Linked DNA regions of Homo sapiens: region 1 is linked to region 2. A link is a loop called in an ENCODE intact Hi-C map of the cell type or tissue named here. Cell type or tissue: mammary epithelial cell. All regions are shown on one strand. Each heading gives the region's core, and the rest is flanking DNA. Links, peaks and the distances in the headings are about the cores only.

The links. A loop is a pair of places that touch in the nucleus more often than their neighbours do. Peaks named below come from ENCODE experiments on the same cell type or tissue, not always from the same donor. Only the 100,000 strongest peaks of a DNase experiment are listed, where the experiment ranks them.
Region 1: it touches region 2 in a loop (6-fold over the local background); 11 of 110 quality-filtered maps call a loop at or near these places.

What each region holds. Positions count from the first base shown.
Region 1 is chr20:46,750,193-46,755,919 of GRCh38, forward strand. No RefSeq gene overlaps it. Among named protein-coding and RNA genes, the nearest start is that of SLC2A10, 43 kb to the left of the region's middle. In mammary epithelial cell, for the core only: a CTCF peak has its summit at 2,626; no DNase peak of the experiment used is centred there.
Region 2 is chr20:47,187,952-47,193,678 of GRCh38, forward strand. EYA2 (EYA transcriptional coactivator and phosphatase 2) reads left to right here. Exons shown (of 16, transcript NM_005244.5): 16 at 102-893. The coding sequence ends at 182. Among named protein-coding and RNA genes, the nearest start is that of MIR3616, 24 kb to the left of the region's middle. In mammary epithelial cell, for the core only: no CTCF peak of the experiment used is centred there; a DNase peak (open chromatin) is centred at 3,310; H3K27ac peaks cover 453 bases.

The DNA of each region.
Region 1 (5,727 bases), core at 1,141-3,640, 440 kb before region 2:
TCTCCTCCCCAGCCCCCTTGGGCTCTGAAGAGGTGAGGAGCAGGGATGTTTTACTTGGCTGGTGTTGTGATGATGTGATCTTGTGCTTTCTGGACTTAGAGGGCCAATTCCTTCTTTCCTTAGCTTGTGTGTCCCAGGGGAGGGATGGCGGTTCTTGGCAATTCTCCCACTGGCAACCTCCAAATTTGCTTCCTGGGAGGCAGGCAATGTGTCTCCTCTGGCAGGCCACTCTTGAGTGTGCCTGCAGGTCCTGGGCATCCTGTGGTCCAGCAGCCCCATTTGGGCGCCTCACATTTTCAGGCAGTCCTGCACTGGGAATCCCAAATAACCCCAGGCCAGCTGCCTCTGGAGGTTCAGAACCTGCTGGAAGAAACTTACACCTTTGGCCTTCTCTAAAGTCATCATTCCTGATGCAGTAATCCATTTTCCTGCAGAGGCTGAGCGGCCATGGTCCCTAACTTCTACCCATTTCCAGGCATGGGTTTGGCACTAGTCTGTCCAGAAGACACAGGGCAAGCTCTTTCGGTGGTTTCCCCACATCTCTCTGACTCGGCGTTCGGTGAAGAGTTGGAACGGCTTTTTCTCCAGCATAACGTTGGAGGTGCTAATGGCAAGGAAATGCCACAGGACGCCAAGTATCAATAGTTTCTCCAAAGACGTGTCTCCAAACCTGTATTAGTCCCTTCGTTCTCGCACTGCTAAAAAAAATACCTGAGACTGGGTAATTTACAAAGAAAAGAGGTTTAACTGGCCCACAGTTCTGCAGGCTATACAGGAAGCATGGCTGAGGAGGCCTCAGGAAACTTACACTCACGGAGCAAGGCAAAGGGAAAGAAGGAATGTGTTCACATGGCTGGGGCAGGAGGAAGAGAGAGAGGTGGGAGGCACTACACACTTCTTTTTTTTTTTTTTTTTTTTTTTTTTGAGATGGAGTCTTGCTCTGTCGCCAGGCTGGAGTGCAGTGGCACGATCTCGGCTCACTGCAACCTCCGCCTCCCAGGTTCAAGCTATTCTCCTGCCTCAGCCTCCCAAGCAGCTGAGACTACAGGCACACGCCACCACGCCCAGCTAATTTTTATATTTTTAGTAGAGACGGGGTTTCACCATGTTGGCCAGGATGGTCTCTATCTCCTGATCTCATGATCTGCCCGCCTTGGCCTCCCAAAGTGCTGGGATTACAGGCGTGAGCCACCGCACCCGGCCAGCACTACACACTTCTAAGCAATCAGATCTGATGAGAACTCACTCACTATCACGAGAACAGCAAGGGGAAATTCGCCCCCATGATCCAATCACCTCCCACCAGTCCCTCCTCCAACACTGGGGATTACCATTTGACATGAGATTTGGGTGGGGACACAAATCCAAACCATATCAAAACCAGTCCTCTCTTTCAGCTTCTCCAACCTCCTTGAGCACTGGGGTAAGGATCACAAACCAATTTTTTTACCATTGCTTTTTGCAATTCCTGCAGAGGTGGAGGGAAGGGTGCTTGCTACCCACTGGGTTACTCCTGGCGTTTGGAGCTTCAGCCAAACGGAAGACAGAAAGAGTCCCATCCACACGCCACGGCTCTCATTTATCCCTTCAACAGGCGCCTGGATCCTCCGGTTCCACTTCTCAGGGTGTTCTGCCTTGCAGCTCTGGCAGCTGTTGTCTCCAGCCTGCATCAACTCAAATATGGAAAACATCCACGTTTTCTTTTCATTTTCTTGCCGCTTTCTAACAGTATCACTCATACATTTCAGAGAGTCCCATAGACTTTCCGTAAGGGGTGGAGTCACAGAAGCGGGCATCTGTTGCTTGGACGCCATCCACTTCCATTCGCCTCTAAGCTGATAGCTCTTACGGATCTGCTCCTCAGGGACCCCACCCATCTCCTAGTTAACCAATAAGAGCACCCCACCCCCACCATCCCAGCAACAATGATTGGTTCAGGAATGAGGGCGTGGCCAAAGCTAAGCCAACCAAAGCCAGTGATACTGGATTCTGGGACTAATTTTTAAATTTCTTAAGAAAAACTCTTCGTACTGGATTGCTGAGAGAATGGGATGTAAGGTCTGAACTCATGTCTGCCTTCATGCTACCAGCAAAGAGAACCTTGAAACCAAGTGCCCTGTATCCAGTAGGTGCTTAATAGTAGTTTATCGAGTGAAGGAAATAATGGGGAAAACATCTGCCAATGCAAGTAGTGCCAGTGCAATGATTCAAAGTGGTACTAAGTGCCCCCTGGAGAGGGCTGCATACACATGCAATTCCAAGTCTAAGAATGTATCTCACAGATACATTTGCACATGGACCCATATCAGTGTTACGGTGAAAGGTTGGACAGGTTATGCACTGCCCAACATTAGTGTGCACCATTCACATCAGGCGGGACAGAGTGGGAGAAGATAACTTTGCTGTAAACCTTTGTGCCCTGTGTGATTTTTTTTTTACCATGATCATATATAGTTTCTTCAGAAGAAAAATTTTTATATCAAAGCCGAAACTGTGCATTTACATTTCTTTATACATTGCTTGGCACATCAGTGCTCAATATGTATCAGCTGTATCAGCAGCCATCATTATTGTTATTTTTTAAGCTGTTTTGAAAACCTTACGGTGTTATTACACCATGGAGACACACGAGGGCGCGCCAGGCATCTATTTAAAAAGTGTTTTCATAGCAGTTCGTGGAGGCTGTAATTTTGAGTGTGTACAGGAGATGGGGGAAAAAGTCTTGGGGGTCCCGTGTGGGTGACAAGGGCAAGTCTTAGTTCCAACTTGGTCCAGTCTGCCAGCCTTGTCAATGAAATACCAGGACTCCCTTCCTGAGTGCTCCATAGTGGAATCAGGGTGAGCGTCCACTCTTTGCAAGTCCTTAGAGGAGAGAGCTGGCTGAGCCGGAGGACTGGCCCGGGGAGCCCCTGCTGCACCCGGACCTGTGTTCTCATCTGTGCAGCAGAAACAATCAAACCCACCTGCAGGGCTATCGTGAGATTAAGCAGGGTCTCTCAGAGATCAAAAGAAGCCCGAACTACTTTCTAGAGTGAAGAACTGGAAAGAAGAGAGAGAGAGAAGGAAAAGAAAGCCTCAAACAATCACCAAGATTGAAGTCACTCTCACAAGGTTAAATTTTACAACTCACCCCTCTGCCTCATATACACGGCAACCTAACAGTGCCAGGCAGAGATGGTGGGATTTATTTTAAAACAGTAACTTATATGGTCTGATAGAAGGACCCAAGCTTGGCCGGGCGCGGTGGCTCACGCCTGTATTCCCAGCACTTTGGGAGGCTGAGGCGGGTGGATCACGAGGTCAGGAGTTTGAGACCAGCCTGGCCAACATGGTGAAACCCCGTCTCTACTAAAAATACACAAATTAGCCGGGCGTGGCGGCGCGCGCCTGTAATCCCAGCTACTCAGGAGGCTGAGGCAGGAGAATTGCTTGAACCCTGGAGGCGGAAGCTGCAGTGAGCGGAGATAGCACCACTGCACTCCAGCCTGGGTGACAGAGCGAGACTCCGTGTCAAAAAAAAAAAAAAAAAGAAAAGAAAAAGAAGGACCCAAGCTTAATAATTTCTTTCTGACCCCTTCTGCTATCAGTTCTGGCGGTGCTTCTCCGTGATTTGGGTATAAGCTTATTCGATAAGGTTATACATATACTCATAAGATAATACACAAAAGCATATGCAGAGGGCTGCGGCAGACAGATTGCTGGTCTACTGGAAAGCCAGCTCCCCTTCTTGGCTAAGAGAGTGCCCAATGTGTTCCATGCACGGCGGATGACAATGTGCCCAATGGAGAGATGCTTCAGCCCCAGCCCCAGGGCATCCATTGCGATTGGGCTAAGTCATTCCTTTCCGCCAGCAATTGCTTTATAGGCAGGCAGATGCCCTGGTTCTGGCCACAGAGACACAAGTGGATGTCTCCTGGGAGCTTCTGAAACAGAGTTTTTGTGTGTGTGTGATAAGATAGAGACACTTGAGAAACTTCTCTCCTGTTGGTCTTATCTTTGGATGTTGTCAGAACGTTTGGAGCTGCAGCAGCCATCTTGTGACCACAAGGGAAAGACCAAGGGAATTGTAGAGACCCCCATCTTTGTGTCTGACATAATCGAGTTGCCAAATTAACCAGCTCAATTGGTGGTTAATTCCATTAATCCTGGAATTATCAAATTCAAGATTTCTTTTTCTTTACTTTCTTTTTTTTTTTTTTTTTGAGATGGAGTCTTGCTCTGTCACCCAGGCTGGAGTGCAGTGGTGTAATCTCGGCTCACTGCAGCCTCTGCCTCCCTGGCCCAAGCGATTCTCCTGCCTCAGCCTCCTTAGTAGCTGGGATTACAGGCGCCCACCACCACGCCCAGTTAATTTTTGTATTTTTAGTAGAGACGGGGTTTCACCAGGTTGGCCAGGCTGGTCTCGAACTCCTGACCTCCAGGGATTCACTTGCCTCAGCCTCCCAAAGTGCTGGTTTTACAAGTGTGAGCTACGGCGCCCAGCCCAAATTCAGGACTTCTGATTATATGACATACTTTCTAGGAAACTTGCAGTTTCACCTCTTTTAGATGACAGATTACTTGCAGTCAAAGCCCATGCAAACAACACAGGCACATGTCAAATGCCCCCTTGGGTGGAACGCAGGAATTTGCATTTCTAACAAGCTCAGGGGGCCACAGTTTGAGTATCATTGAGCCCAGCCATTTCTTGGTCTAGAGTAGGAGCCTGCAGAAGGGACAGAGCTCAGGGGTTAGGCAGACCTGTTTCCAGTTTCATCTGCATCCCACACTGGCTGGGTGACTTTGCACGAGGGAGTCAATCTCTTTGGGCCTGAGCTGCTTCATTGCTAAATTGAGGATAATAAAAGAACTCCTGGTTTTCTCCTCAAATCTGTTTCTCCAGCCACTTTTCCCATCTTTGTACATGACAGCTCCATTCTTCCAGAAGTTGAGCCCCAAATACTGGAGTTACCCTCGAGAACTCTCGTTCACACAAGCCTTACCTTCAATTGGTCTGAAAAACCTGTGGGTTCTACCTTCAATTGTATGCACAGCGAGACCACTTCTCATCACCTCCATCACTACCACACTGGTCCAGGCCTGCATTGCTTCCCGCCTGGGCCGTGGCAGCTGCCTCCTTGCTGGTCCCTGACTCCACCTCACCCCTGACAGTCTGTGCCTCACACACAGCACCAGATCAATTGCTAAAATAAGTAAGTACATCACTGCCTTCCTCTGCTCGGCTCCCAGAGCTCTCACCTCACTCACTCAGAGCAAGAACTGAAACTCTACCATGGCCTTCAAAGCTCTTGGAGATCTGGCTTCCTGGTACCTTCTGCCCCATTTCAGCTCCCCGCACTCCCCACTGTGCTCCAGCTGCCGTGGCCTCCTTGCTGTTCCTTAAACACACCAAGCAAGCTCCTTCCTTCTGCCTGGAACCATCTTCTCCAGGTATCCACATGGCTCCTTCTTTTGCTTCCTTCTGACCTCTGCTCAAATGTCACCTCCTCAGTGAGGCCCATCCTGATTGCTCACCTAGATTTCCACCCCACCCAACTTCTTCTGTCCCTTTTTTTTCTCCATATCCCACCTCACTAAGTGTATATTTGTTTGCCTATTTGTTTATTTCCTCTCCATGTATTGGAACGTAATTTCCACAAAAGCAAGGTTCATATCTGTTTTTCTTTTTTTAAATTTATGTTTAATTTACATACGGTAACATTCACTTTTTGGAGTACAGTTCTGTGA
Region 2 (5,727 bases), core at 2,134-4,633:
GACTTAACTGGGTTGACTTCTCACATGCCCTCTAACCACAGGCGTGGAACCCGGGGGCAGGGGCGGGGCCATAACCTTGTGGCTGGTGTTCTGTGTTTCAGCACAACATGCCTTTCTGGCGGATATCCTGCCACGCAGACCTGGAGGCACTGAGGCACGCCCTGGAGCTGGAGTATTTATAGCAGGATCAGCAGCATCTCCACCTGCCATCTCACCCTCAGACCCCCTCGCCTTCCCCACCTCCCCACCGAGAACTCCAGAGACCCAGATGTTGGACACCAGGAAGGGGCCCCACAGCCGAGACGACGTGTCCAGTGACCATCTCAGAAGCCGTCCATCAGTCCAAATGGGGGTTCTGAGAAGGAAAGTACCCAACATTGGCTTCGGAGTATTTGACTTTGGGGAAAAGGGCTGGCTCGGAGTCTAGACTCTTCTGTAAGACTCACAGAACAAAAGCAAGGAATTGCTGATTTGGGGGGTGCCTGGTGATGAGGAGGGGATGGGTTTGTCTTGTCTTCTTTTTAATTTATGGACTAGTCTCATTACTCCGGAATTATGCTCTTGTACCTGTGTGGCTGGGTTTCTTAGTCGTTGGTTTGGTTTGGTTTTTTGAACTGGTATGTGGGGTGGTTCACAGTTCTAATGTAAGCACTCTATTCTCCAAGTTGTGCTTTGTGGGGACAATCATTCTTTGAACATTAGAGAGGAAGGCAGTTCAAGCTGTTGAAAAGACTATTGCTTATTTTTGTTTTTAAAGACCTACTTGACGTCATGTGGACAGTGCACGTGCCTTACGCTACATCTTGTTTTCTAGGAAGAGGGGGATGCTGGGAAGGAATGGGTGCTTTGTGATGGATAAAAGGCATTAAATAAAACCACGTTTACATTTTGAAGTGGGGTAGGATGTGGTTACTTTATTACCACTCTTGAGGCTTCCAAATGTGTTGTCCTTTTTAAAGACTTTATCAGTTGCAGAAGAATAGAATCCAACTCACACTGGCTTAAGCCAAGAAAAATGGGGTGGGGGGAGGGAGGAAGGAGAAGAGGGAGAAAAGGAGGGAGGCAGAAAGGGAGGGGAAGAAGGACAAAGGGACAAGTGTCTCCAGGAACTTTAGGTGGTATCTGTCTGGATCCGGGTGGTCAAATGAATTTCTCTCATGTGGCCGTAATTCTCAGGCAGGCTGTTCCCTGTGTGGCAAAGACGGCTCTACGAGTCCTTCAGCAAAACCACACAGACAGAAAGAGACCACATTCTTCACCGTGGTGCAGCGAAAGCCTCAGGACTGTAACTCGTTGGCCAAATCTGAGGCTTAGGCAACTCACGGAGCTGGATTTAGGGTTGGATCCTGTCACGAACAGCAAGTTGAACAAGCTGATCCTCCAAGGGAAAGAAAATCAGTGAGCTGTTATTCAAAGAATTGGGGGAATTGAGGGTCGGGCTGGAAAATGCAACTGACTTCCGTTCTAATGGTAGGACTTCATTTCCCAGTGGATGGGACATGAGTGAAGGATCCAGTTTAAGGGGCAAGGAGGGAAATCTGGAGAAGTTCTGAAGACATCTGGAGCACTGCCACTACCCATAGTGGACCAGGCAGGACCTGGGTCTATCTGATTGGATGCTAAGCAGGAATATAGGCTCCTTCCTTATTAATGCTGGTAAAATCGTGGATTATCAGTCAGCTGACCCATGTCATGGGAGATGGAGATCTCTGCCACTGGAGTCTCAGAGCTAGAATCTCTGATGATTAGAAAACTGTCACCGGCCAGGCATGGTGGTGTATGCCTGTAATCCCAACACTTTAGGAGGCCAAGGCATGTGGGTCGCTTGAGCCCAGGAGTTTGAGACCAACCTGGGCAACATGGTGAAACCCCGTCTTTACAAAAAATACAAAAATTAGCTAGGCATATAGCATGCGCCTGTAGTCACAACTACTCAGGAGGCAGAGGTGGGAAGAGCTCTTGAGCCCAGGAGGTTGAGGCTGCAGTGAGCCAGGTTCACACTGCTGCACTCCAGCCTGGGTGACAGAGCAAGACCCTGTCTCAAAAAAAAAAAAAAAAAAAAGGCATCACTAAGGGTCAGATAGACTCCCTTACTAGACCCTGAGCTTCTCAGGGGGTAGGTACTGTTGGTTTCATCTCTATATCCACAGAATCAAGCACAGAGCCTGACACAAAATAGAATCCCATTATAGATGGCATAGAATGAAGGATGGAAATATGAATGGAACCACAGCCAGATGGATGATAATATGGGTGAATGGCCATTTGGACAAATGGATAAAATGGAGTGTTAAACAGTTGAGTACGTGGGTAGATGAATGGTTGGTTAGGTGATTAGATGATTAATTGGAAGGTGGGTGGGTAATTGGGTGACTGGAAGATGGATAGATGAATAAATGGATACCTACTTGGGATGACTAGATGGATAGTTGGATAAATCATGGGTATATGGACGAACAGATAGATTATTGGATAGATGACCAGATCGATAACCAAGTAGTTGTGTGGTGACATGAATGAATAGATGGTGGTTTGGATGAGTGAATGGCTGGGTGGTTTTACGGAAATATGGATAGATGGTTAGGTGGGTGAGTTAGTGGATAAATGAGTGGGTTGTTTGGACAGGTAGATGGATGGAATGATTGATGGTTGTTGGTGGTTGATAATAATATTATGATGGATATGTGGACAGTTTAATGGGCAGGTGGATGGAAAGTTAAATGGAAATGAAGTGTGATGGTTAGATGGATAGAGAGTGGAATGGAAGTGAAGAATCTTTAGCATTGCCTAAAATACCTGAGTCAGCCTCACTAATATCTGTCAGCTTAGGTTTCTTCTAGAATGAGTGGAGGAGCTTTACTGGATAAGCTGACTTCTAGCTGGAGTGGATAATGAGACTAGAGTAGAGCCACCCAGTCACCAACCATCCACTGGTAGTCAGTGATGTGAATACTCCTGAATCCCCCTGACTCCCCATTCTTTAGCACCCTTGCCACACAGGAACCCACTTATAATCATGATCTACCCATCTCTCCCTTCCTGCTACCATCAAAACCTGCTGTCAGGGAAAATTCTGTTTAGGGTCCAACAAAGGGTAAATTACTTATTAAGAAAATTTTTTCTTTTAGTAGGATTTCATTAGAAACACAAGTAGAATTTCAGCCATGCACACAGGAGGTTTTGGGTGAAACAGATCTTCCCCTTGACCCTGAAATTAAACTACGTAGGTGATCAACTACTTTTTTGTTGTGATGAGTCAATGTCAAAGACTAGTTCTGACAAAAGTTAGCAGTCCACAGTCTTTAAGGTAAGTGTTTTAACTTGAATTCCTTCTGGATGACTCAGAGCTTCTGCTGAGTAAGGATAGTATTTTTCTCATCTCTGTATGCTCATTGCCCATCACAGAGCCTGGCACAGATATGCCACTTAATGAATGTTGGATGGGTGAATGAGTAGATAAGTGGTGGATGGATGGATGGATGGATGGATGGATGGATGGATGGATGGAGAGATGGGTGAATAGTAGATGGATGGATGGATGGATTAGTGGATGGTGGATGGATGGAGGGATGGGTGAATGAGTGGATGCATGGATGGATGTAGATGGATGGATGGATAGATGGATAGGTGAATGAGTGGATGGATGGATGATAGGTGGACAGATGGGTGGTTAGGTGGATAGATGGATAGATGGATGACTGGGATTTCATGGTCCCAGGCTTCTAGACTTCACTGTTTCCCCAGCGGTGTCTTGCTGCTCTCCAGAACATTCTTAGAAGTAGAGTAACAGGACTATTCAAGACACACATACAAAAGCTTTTGGACTCTCAGAAGTCCAACCTTGACTCCAGAACTTCCTGAGCAGCCCAGCAGAAGGATAGAGACCCACAAAAGTGCCCAGGTTGACCTCAAGGATGAAAGAATTTGCATATCCAAGGGATTTAGAAGTCAGAGAGCTACCATTTGGATTTTTTCCATTGCAAATGACAGAAACACTATCAAAATGGCTTAAACAAAACAGAATTCATCTGCTCACTTGACTAAAAGATTCAAGAATGAGTGACCTCAGACCCCTTCAAATGCAAAACTCAAGACCCATCTTTAAAATTCAATTTATTTCTCTGAATCCCTGGACTCTGTTTCCTCTCCTTTGGCTTCGTTTGTAGGCAACATCCACATTCTTAGAGTGGAAGCTGTGGAAGACGTAATCCAACAAAGATTTTCATGAGTAAAGCATTGCTTAATTTTTAAAAGATAACTGCCTAGGACAGATAATCAGGTTAAATGTATTATGTGAGTTAATGTCCTTTAAATATTTTGAGTTGTTTCTTCCTGAGTTACTTGCAGCCAAAAGCGCTCCAACTGATATAGCACATAATAAATAGCATTACTAGTTTTTTTTTTTTCTTTTTTTTCTTTTTTTTTTTTGAGACAGAGTCTTGCTCTGTCACCCATGCTGGAGTGCAGTGGTGTGATCTCGGCTCACTGCAAGCTCTGCCTCCCGGGTTCGTGCCATTCTCCTGCCTCAGCCTCCTGAGTAGCTGGGACTACAGGTGCCTGCCACCACGCCCGGCTAATTTTTTTGTATTTTTTAGTAGAGACAGGGTTTCACCGTGTTAGCCAGGATGGTCTTGATCTCCTGACCTCGTGATCCACCCGCCTCAGCCTCCCAAAGTGCTGGGATTACAGATGTGAGCCACCGTGCCCAGCCTTTTTTTTTTTTTTTTTTTTTTTTTTGAGACAGTCTTGCTCTGTCACCCAGGCTGGAGTGCGATGGCATGATCTCGGCTCACTACAATGTCCACCTCCCAGGTTCAAGCGATTCTCCTGCCTCAGCCTCCTGAGTAGCTGGGATTACAGGCGCATGCCACCATGCCCAGCTAATTTTGTATTTTTAGTAGCGACAGAGTTTCACCATGTTAGCCAGGCTGGTCTCGAACTCCCAACCTCAGGTGATCTGCCCACCTCAGCCTTCCAAAGTGCTGGAATTACAGGCATGAGCCACAGCACCTGGCCAACACTTTATATTTTTTAAAATGCAACTGGTTCTTGTTTTTTGGTTGGTGGTGGTTTTTGGTGTTTGGTTTTGTTTTGGTTTGGTTTTGGGGGATTTTTGTGTGTGTGCGTTTTCTGGTTTTGATTGTTTTTTAGACAGGGTCTCACTCTTGTTACCCAGGCTGGAGTGCAGTGGCACAGTCATAGCTCACTGTAACCTCAAACTCCTGGGCTTAAGCGATCTCCCCACCTTAACTTCTGGAGTAGCTGGGATTACAGGCATGAGCCACCACACCCAGCTAATTTGGTTTTAAAACTTATAAAAAAATACTCAGGCCAGACATGATGGCTCACACCTGTAATCCCAGACCTTTGTGGGGGCCAAGGTGGGAGGATGGCTTGAGGCCAGGCGTTCCATACCAGACTGCAACATAGTGAGACCCCATCTCTACAAAAAACAAAAATAAAAAAATTAGCCAGGCCTGGTGGTACACGCCTGTAGTGCACGCTACTCAGGAGGCTGACGCAGGAGGCTCACTTAAGCCCAGCAGTTCAGGCTGCAGTGATTTATGATTATGCCACTGCACTCCAGCCTGGATGACAGAGTGAGACCCTGTCTCTAAAAATAAAAATAAAATATAAAAAAATGTCAGTGCAGTGGCTTACACCTATAATCCCAACACATTGGGAGCCGGAGGCAGAAGGATCACTTGAGCTCGGGAGTTCAAGATC